Linked DNA regions of Mus musculus: region 1 is linked to region 2. Evidence: chromatin loops called from intact Hi-C (ENCODE). Cell type or tissue: gastrocnemius. All regions are shown on one strand. Region 1 overlaps Il1rapl2 (interleukin 1 receptor accessory protein-like 2). Region 2 overlaps Il1rapl2 (interleukin 1 receptor accessory protein-like 2).

Region 1 (5,000 bases), 500 kb before region 2:
AGATTCTCTTACCTAGGGCAAGATGCTTAACCACACGATATCTTGAGTTTACTTCAATTTCTAAGTTTCTACCCTTGGGCAAAAAAATTTGTATCTCTGATATGCCAGTGCTGACATGGGCTTTTTGCTGATTTGTCTTTCATCTTGGAATTTTCAACTTCATTCTTAATTATGTATAGGACATATGTCCCTCTTGGGGAAGAATACAGATGGAAGGAAAGAACTCTTGTGTTGTGTGGCCAGAATGGCCACCATTAAATATCTAAATGGACATTGTCCCTGTCATCTTTGCATCAGAAAGGTTTCATACTTATTTCAATTTTGTTTACATGTCTCAAAATATTTTTACATACTTTGTATATGAATTGCCTTCAGATTTCATGTTGTGATCTAAATAGTTTGTTTTACTCAAATGTTGAGAATGATACAATAAAATAGCCAAAATATGTCTACATTTACACCTTAGTATGCAGATCAGTGTGGTAATATATTTTGACTAAAACATGCTATATGTTTAAAACAAGGGAAGTTTACTTTGTTGTAACTTATCATGATGACACAATTATGAAATTTTAAATTGTGTGTGTTTATATGTGTATAATAGAACAATGGTGAATATATGCCTAATATAAGTGATCAAAGGAATATATTCAAAGTATTCTCCCCGTTAAAGTATCTGTATAGATCAAGTTAATAAAATATAATTATATGACCCCGGAATCTCTGCTCTAAACATTCTTAGAGATCCTTTTGTCAAAAGTTTTTATTTCTACGTCAATTATTTTCACAGTTATGTTTCAGCTGATATAGTCCTGGAAGAGTGTCACCGGACGCCTTAGGGAGGAAAAAAAATAAGTTGTGTGTACTCAATAGTATTTGTTAAATAAATAAATAAGTCCATGAATGTATTTAGATGTCTTAGCTTTCCTGTCAGAAGTTATAATGTCTCAAAGTTATCAATATCATTGTTAATAATTACATAAATGGGTGGGGGAGTGGATGAAATCTCTTTTTGTAATTCTAGCAGAGTTGCATTTTTTTTTCTAGAAATACACATACAAGTTTGCCAAGCCTTCTCCAATGCTCTAATGGAAAGTTGTTTTTGCTATTTCAACCAAATACAAGTACGGTTGTTTCCTAATTTTATAATTGCTAATTGCCAAGCACTATATGGAAATTGTTTGGCTGAAAGTACTTCTCTGAGGGAGCTGGCCATGCTCTCGTAAGAGGCCATTTCTATAGAAAAGAAAGGATCTCTTTGCATACCCTGTTTTCAAGTGAAGTGTGCTTCAATACTTGAAGCATCTCTGCCAAATCCTGCCCCAGTGCACAATCCTCTACATTTTCTTCCTCTTGTAGCTGACCTGCACTCTTAGAGTACCTAGCTTACACAAGAAGAGCTCTGTTGGTTAAGTGTTGGTAGAGTACTCACACTTTGACTCTAATATTAATACCTACACTATAGTTAAATCGCATTCTATATGTGAGCTCTTGTATTCTTTTTAAAGGGAAAAGATGATGAAGAGTTTGGATTCAGGTTAAATCATCTTCATTTGTGTGTACACATGCATGTGTGTGGCAATGGAGCTCAGGGTAACTTAAAACTCACTATGTAGCCCAGGCTGACTTCAAAATCTCAATAATCCCCATGTCTCAGTCTTCTGAGTACTGGGAATGTAGGCATGATCTACCTGTTTTCCAATTGAGCTTTGTAAACTTGGGTTCATTGGAGTTGCATAGGAACAAGCACAGAGATCAGAAAGATAGGCAGAGTGATGAGGATAATGGTTTCTCCCACTTACTTCATACCATAGTAGCTTTACTTTGCTTGTATCTGCTACACTTTCCTAAGTTTGGTTTAAAGTACAATAATTGACAAGGAGAAAGTGCATCATTGATGTAAATTCATCATTAAGGTAATTGAAATGATTGTAACTACTGCCTTCATGGTCCAGGATTTTGCCTTTTGGTGTTGCTGATTAGACTGAATTGATCATACAACAGTGTGATCAATGGCTGTAAGAGTTTATCTTGTTGGCCACCTGCCTGCATTTGCTCAGGTTAACTTAGCAGAATCTTTACATTAAAGATGTGGGGATTATGAGCATTTAGTAAAAAGACAGAAGACAGATTATGTATTGGTTGCTTTTCTATCACTTTTCTAAAACAACTTGACCGATGCACTTTATAGAAGGAAGATTTTGCTTTGACTTTTGGTTCCAGAAGTATAAGAATCCGTCATGGAAAGGATACATGGCTACAAACAGCAGACGTGGAGGCAGCAGCAGGAAGCCAAAAGCTTCCAGCTTAAACAGCAAAGCATGAAGCAGAGACATCTAGTAGTAACATGAGTCTTTAACCCCTCAAAGCCTGCCCCCATGACATATCTCCTCCCAAGAGACTATACTTCCAAATCCTCAGAAACTGGAGGACCCCAACAACTAGGGTCTAAGTATTTAAATACCAGGGCCTGTGGAGGCCATTCTCATTCACACCAACACAGATTGCTGTTTTTTTTTTTTTCTTGCAGAGAATGAAAGGGTGGGCAAATAGTTCTGAACAGGACAGTATGGAGTTCTTTTAATACACCCTCCTTCTTCCTTCCTTAGGTCTAGGAGTAGGCTTTCTGTAAACGATCACTTGCCTGTATACTGAGAATTAAATTTGTTCATACAATAATGTCATTCCTAGAGGGAATATTTTATCATTTTATTATCTTTCAAGTGTTAAAACCCAACCGATCCTTAACTATAGGAAGCATAATTAGTATTCCTAATAGGATGACAGGAAGTCAGACACATAGTATGTTAGAGAAGGGTCAGGGAAAGGAGAAATATACATTGTGGCCTGAAATGCAGCTTATATTTTCAGGTTACTCACTGATTTTTGATCCAAAGTGTGATAGGTTCTCAGTAGAAATACCAGCTTCTTATTTAGATTTTGTTATTACTGTTTAGCATTGACAGTGTATAGTGGTCAATGACTAGATAAAGTCAAGTAGATAATAACCATTCACATTCCAGATTTATACATGAGGGCCAGATGAACAAGGAGGAACTAGTGAATTGCCCTGAGGTCACAGGGTAAATTGCTAACAGGAACCAAGGATGGAGAGAGCAGGAGAGATTTAAGAATTTCTTCCATATGTTTCATCACTGCTTCTAAGAATGTCTTCTAGTAACAAAGCCTTTCACTACACCAGTGAGACACCTTGATTGAAAATTTCAGTGAAGGTTCCTTCAGTACCCTAACATTTTGAATCATTAGAGGAGCATAATCTAGCTTCACCTTATGGGGGCGATACTACAAATGATTCAATCTTATTGCAAAGTATTTCCAGATAATGGAAGTACAATTGTTATGACATTGTTTATATATAAGACATCACAAGTAGAGAGTTTCAACATCGTATCCTCTCCCAAATTGCTCTTCTTAATATGATGTATTTGCCAGTAGGGATGATTTATATTCAGATTTCACATAGTGGTGCTCCTTCCACACTTCAGTTTGCTTAAAAAGCTGCTGTTAACACTGTAATTGGCGCCAACACAGCTTCCACCGTCCCATTTCACTCAAGGATTAGCATTGTTTTGCTTAAAACATTTAAAACCATTTTAAAGTGAGGAGAATGAGGACGAAGGAAGGATGAACAATGACTGGTTCAAAGTCAACGTTCAGGCTTATTTGTACAATGAATAGGAATCAAACAATCCTTTGCCAGGTCATGGCAAGAGGGAAAGGGGCATTCCTTTGTCACTCAGTTAACAAAAATGAGTAATCTTAAAAGTCTGCTGAAGCCTTTTAGCTGTGTTCCTTGTCTGTCATGGAAACTACCATGGACAGTTAAGAACTTTGGAATTGTTTGTGCTCCATTATAGTTTAATCATGGATATATTAAATATCTTCTTACTGTATGATAAGTTTTACCCATTAATAGCCATTAATACCTGCATCATTCATATGTATATATATACATATCAGTACATATACTAAAAAGCAAACAGGGAAACATCTGGGCTTTAAGGACATTTACTGCCTTTCTTAGATCTGTATGTCTAAATTCAGTTATCTTCAACAGACTAGGGTCTCCATGGAAACTTAGGTGTCCCTTTCACAACTTTAGTCAATGACCTTTTTGGATCTCTTTGCAATGACTGTGTCACCTAGACTCAGTGGCTGTATAGCATCAAGGAACATGACTCCATGACACCATGGATTGTCTTTCATTTCTACAAAACTAGTACCACATGGATGACACTGACAATTTCTGCTATCAGGTTCCAGGGCTTTTATCTTTTTTATAGCACAAAGTTTCAAACCATCGAACAGAAGTCAGGTCATGAGCTTGAAGTGGGTGATCACTGGTACTCAGAACCCTTCTCCCTTTTCATTCAAACCTGAACCTTTGGCCATTGGTTGTATCACTCAGTTAAGCTGAATCTTCCCATCTCAATTAACCTAATTTAGAAAATCCTCTAGAGCTTTATCATCTTAGGCGATCCTGGATCTTGTGAAACTAACAATTAATAAATGAACAGACAATTAGGAGAGGCCTTACTTTTAGAATGTACCCATTTGAGTTTAATAGTATATGTACAATAACTATCTCTGAATCTGAAGCATATTATTGAGTTAGTAATGATTTTTATAAGATGCAGTTGTGAACTATGTAAGAATCACTATAAAAACCTGAAGAAAATTTGTAGAAAGGAGACTAACACGGATCTTGCTCTAATGCTTGATGCTCAAAAGACAGCAGCTGCCTTGTTAGTGTTATTATGGTTTTTAACTCAGAATGTTTAATTGCTAAATACATAATGAGCATGATAGGAGTCCCAAGATAGGTTGTACTTCTGTCATCAGAAGAAACCTTTTGTGAATTCATGTTTGAAATGTAGCACTGGACAGTTTATTTTAATTTCTTTTCCTTTCTTTCTTTAACTGATCATCACCTGCAGTCTTCTTTAATGTTTAGGATATTATAAAATATTGATATCATT
Region 2 (5,000 bases):
ACTTCAGCATCTATGAGAATAAAGAAATTCAAAGATATGTGAGTTACATTGGAAATGACAAGGCTTAATATATTATGGGAGTAATGATTAAAGGGAAGGTCAGCAGGAAGGAAAAGATAAGATTCATGGATGACACCCAACATTTTTGGCTCAGATAACTGTGAACAATTATGGGTGGTGGGGCTGAACTGGCACAGGAAAGTGGTTTACTGCCAAGTACTCTGGATTTGAGTAGACAGTAGCAACTCTGGCAGAGGGTTTGTGGGCAGTGCTGATATCTTGCCTCCCATGGACACATTTACTGGCCATTCTCAGCGTTAACATCACTGCATATGAGAAGAGCATCTGGCTACTGACTATTTCTCAGGAGCTCATCAGGCTTCATGGAAACAGGAGTTGAGGAGTTGGATGTAATGGCCCAGTGTGACTTCACTTCCATTATATCACCCAGAGTCCTCTGTCAGATAAAAACCAAAAAGTTAATCCTGACAAAGCATCGCACAGATCTTGTAATGACAGGGAAATTGAAAGGTTGCCAGGCCATTATTAAGCATAATGACTAGGTTGAAATGAGATGACGGACTCTATTTCAGCAGAACTTTCCCATTGATAAATAGTAGGGGGTCATGAAAATGGAACATATAATCCAATTCATAAAAATATAAAGATTCTTTCAAAAACACAAAGCAGTGATCATTCATCGCATTTACAGAGCTGAAACAGGAAATCTTCTGTCTATTGGTGAATATTGAAGCACAGATGAAGTTTAAAAGACAATGTTTCCTTTTTCCCCAGCCAGAAATGTATTTTAAAGGAAATAATGTACAGAAAAATCCACAAGTCTAAGCTGGAAGCAAATAGGCACAGATCTAGCAATAAATGCACAAGTCAATCACTTTTTGGAGCATTTGACTTGCTTGTTCTGGAGAAATGACCACATGAGATACAGTCCTCTGTGATGGCTATAAATAAAAAGAAATTTGGCTTTAGGGAGCAGAGTGACCTGAGATAGAAATAGAAAACATGTAATTCTAACATTAAATTTCTAAGATCAGGGTTCATAATATTGTTTTTAATAAATATAATACTGGTATAGATACTAAGATAAGCACACATCTCTATGATGAGATTATAATAGCACAGATTTGGTTGATCATCTCTAGATATTTAATTTTAAATACATTGATAAGGGTTAAATACTGTATATCCAAGGTTTTGACCTCATCACAAGAAGGAACATGATATGCATAAATTATTAATAACTCATTAATTTGTAAGCACTATATGTGACTCATAGGTAAATAATTGGCATATATTACTTGATGGCCATTATTCCTACAGTGTTTATGCAGGCAGAGGCTATGACTAAGGTTGAAAGGGCTATACTCATTGGACAGATGTGGACTCTGGGGCATACCTATGACAATTTGGATGCCACTAAGCAGAATTTAATCTTCTATTGGATTGTGAGCTAGAAAGAGAAAGAATATAAGAGGAAGAACATGAAACACACAGACATCAAGATCCATAGCTCTGGAGTTCACTTTATCCCAATGTGGTGTCTGCTGTCATTGTACCTCAAGTGACCTTGAGTTAGTCACTTAAAGTCTCAGAGGTTTTTCATTTTTTCTTTCTTTCTTTTTAATAAAATAAGAATATTGAGTCCCTTTCTTTCTGAGTAACCATGAGAATAAAATGAGAGGGGGAAAAGCCTTGTAAAACATCTCAACATCTAATGTATTATTTGCCTATTCTAAGGCTAAGGATTAAGTGAATTTCTCTTGCTACTGCTATGTGTTTCCAGCTGCTACTCATGTGGTCTATGCATGCTCTTGACCCTCTCTTTTGAGAATGATCTCTGCTGCATCCTCAATTTTTGGCTACCTTTGTCGCCACAGCAGGGCATCCTCATAGCTGTGCTATGATTCTTCTCCAGCAACCAGTGCTTAGTGCTTGACCTCTAACAAATTCTTAGTTTTAGAAAGTAGACACGGAAAACTTAAGTGCTACACAAAGACTTGGACAGCTCTCCCTCTAGTGGAAATTTCTTGAATTGCCCCCAATTACTAACTACCCTATTGATTCAAGAGAAATAGTGGTGAAAATGAATGGGGTGGAGTTGATAAAGGTTTTTTTTTTTTAGTTTTTTTTTTAAAAGATTGTATTGAACACAGTTAGCATGAGGCTAGAGGCTATAAACTGCGACAAAACTACTCACCAGTGTCTGGAATTTGCATAGTTTCTCTTGGGCCATTGAACCCATTTTACTTAATGGGGATTTTGAGGCAAATCTTGATTTTTAGGTAAAAATACACAATTAGCAATTATATGTGCAGCTGTATATCAATTTTCCCTCTATACCTGTAACAGAATTGTGATGTGCATGGCTGTTGGAGTCTAAATTAACTACACTCTATGTTCTTTTTTCCCCTTTAAAAATGTATTTCTAGTTGTTAATGTTGGCATCATATCCTTTTATAAGGATTCATACATTTTCACGGGGCTTCGTTTTTGAAGGCATGTAAGTGTGGCAGTGAGAAATGTGATTATAAAATGGCTAACCTACCTTGCTGCAGTCACCTAGGGTACTTTGCAGGAGATTTCACTAGTTTACATCTCTAGGCTTCTTCTTGTGGCAAAATAAACTGCATGGATGTCAGTATCCATGAATAAAGTCCATACACCCCTCGTTTTGAATCTTCACATCAAGATTCCCAATCACACATCTGTTTGCCTGTTTTTGCAGACTGGAATAAAATTATTAAAATAGAGCCCTGAACTTTTAGTGGCTTTCTTTGCTCCGTTATAATTGGTTTGGAAAACTTCAATATTAAAGCATTTTCTGCCAAGAAGACTGAATCAAGAATAATTATTTGAAAACCTTCCAGAGATCTGAATCAAGGTGGTAGGCATGAGACTTTAAGGAGGTAGCCTTTTATATTTTCAATCTGTTTTTCTGTAATAAACTTTGCCAACTGCAGAATCTCACCAGTTGGGGGAAAGCAGTGTTTCCCTGCCTGTGGTGCCTCTGTTCACACTTGTAATGAATGAATCAGAGAGACCCAGCTATAGAATCACCTGTGAGAGAATTCAGTCTATATGGAAAACACTTCGATGAAGCCCAGTGGGAGGTCTACTTCCAGAGCTGCCACTGGAATTGTGAACAGAATAGGGCTGGATGTCTCTGTGGCCCGATGCTAGGTTGATGAGGTCAAGTTCACAGGCTAGCCTACGCTGGGGGCTCCTGTGTTGACTACTCAGTTCCACCATGTAAACTCCTTGACTATAGCCTACACATTTGCCAGCTGCTTCACAGATGCATCTCTTCAGCTATTTTCCAAATATGTATGGCCATTCAGCATGCAAATAACTCTGGACGTGTGATGTGCTATTACAATATCTTTGTGGCATCAACGTAACTTACACTTGTGATTCCTGGTGGCACTTGAAAATTCAGTCATGTGTGAACTATTGTCCCATTGTTTGGGATCCTCTGACATCTTTCTGTGCTTTTTACCAAATCTTAAGATTTCAGTTCCTTAATACTAGGATAACACCTGATTTTTTTTAGGCATTGAACTTTACACTATACATTTTAGTTGGTTTCACTCTTCCCAAATCTAAAACTAAATGTACTATATTTTATGCCACCCATTCCTTTCCCTCAAGTGAATGGCTAAGAATAGAAATCCAATAAAAACAAATCAAGCCACCTTGTTAGAATCTAGTAGTGGTCTAATGATCTAAAGATACAAAGCTACAATACCTTAACTCATAGAAATGAATTTCTCATAGTGTGTTTTCTGGAGAAAATAATATTTGGAATCAGGTGAGTCTTCAGAATTCCTAGCATCCTTTGTTTATCTTATAGGAAAAGACCTTTAGGTCTATTGGATTAGGTCATGGTGCAATCATGGATTGTGAATATTAAAAACAAAAAATTAAGAGAATGATAATTAGAAATTTTATTTACCCCTAGTTGCTAAATTTCTGGTTTGTTTGTTTGTTTGTTTTGGCTGTTTGATACCTTATTTATAAATACTCCTTCACTGATGTCTAGAACAAAGGAAGAAGAAGCCAAGGACCATAGATCTATTAAACTAAATGCATTGGATTCAGGAGGTATTCAAACTGAAGTGAATTTTCAGTGTATTTTCAAGGTCTCTGTGATAAAGCTAATTGTAATGTCACAAATTGTTCTTGGGCATGACTGCTGTGATTCAGGAGCAATATTTTTACTATCTTTAGTAGCAATGATGCCTCATAGTTTATAGGCAAAACTAGCCTGCTAAGATTGGGAAATGTAGCTTGAGCTTGCAGTGATCTATATTATATATAACAGAGAGGTTAGAGGTGGAAATTGAAGGACTTGAAGAGGGAAATGAAAAAAAAATTTTTTTTCTATCAAGATGGTAATTACACAATTTGAGATTATTTTCGAACTCAAATTTGTTAATGCAAAACAATTACTGTTCTCATACTTCACATACTACTTGAGGAGCTTGATATAAAAGCCTATATGAACCAGGGTAGTCAAAATAGGAAAACATGCTTAGGTGTAAATCAATCTCAGAATACTTGCATTAACCTGCAAAAGGCCATGGGTTCGATCTGCAAAACCATACAGCAATTATGCAAAAGAAACCATGGAGTTTTAGGCAATGCATGTCTTTGACAATGTAATGAAGTGTAGTCGAAAATCTCCCAAGAAAAGTATGCCTATATGAATAGGCACATTATTTTGCCAACAGTCTAAAGCCTATTAGGGTACCTTTCCCTTGAGTGCCCTTGAACTCTAGTTCAATAACCCTTCATATAGAGAAAGTGAAACTTTGAAGTATGATAGTTATTACATTTGAGCATTGCATCTGGCTTTAAGCTCCCTGTCAACTGAGGTTAAAAGATTAAACACACTGGGCTACAGAGTTCCCAACATCTGAAAAAGGAAACAGACCAGCCTACAGAATTATAAGCAAAAAAAAAAAAAAAAAAAAAAAAGA

What was found. Peaks named below come from ENCODE experiments on the same cell type or tissue, not always from the same donor. Only the 100,000 strongest peaks of a DNase experiment are listed, where the experiment ranks them.
Region 1: it touches region 2 in a loop (3-fold over the local background); 16 of 42 quality-filtered maps call a loop at or near these places.

What each region holds. Positions count from the first base shown.
Region 1 is chrX:137,672,937-137,677,936 of GRCm38, forward strand. The region is part of intron 2 of Il1rapl2 (interleukin 1 receptor accessory protein-like 2); the gene reads left to right. Among named protein-coding and RNA genes, the nearest start is that of Il1rapl2, 100 kb to the left of the region's middle. In gastrocnemius, no CTCF peak of the experiment used is centred here; no DNase peak of the experiment used is centred here.
Region 2 is chrX:138,168,320-138,173,319 of GRCm38, forward strand. The region is part of intron 2 of Il1rapl2 (interleukin 1 receptor accessory protein-like 2); the gene reads left to right. Among named protein-coding and RNA genes, the nearest start is that of Tex13a, 39 kb to the right of the region's middle. In gastrocnemius, a CTCF peak has its summit at 2,047 (motif pointing left); no DNase peak of the experiment used is centred here.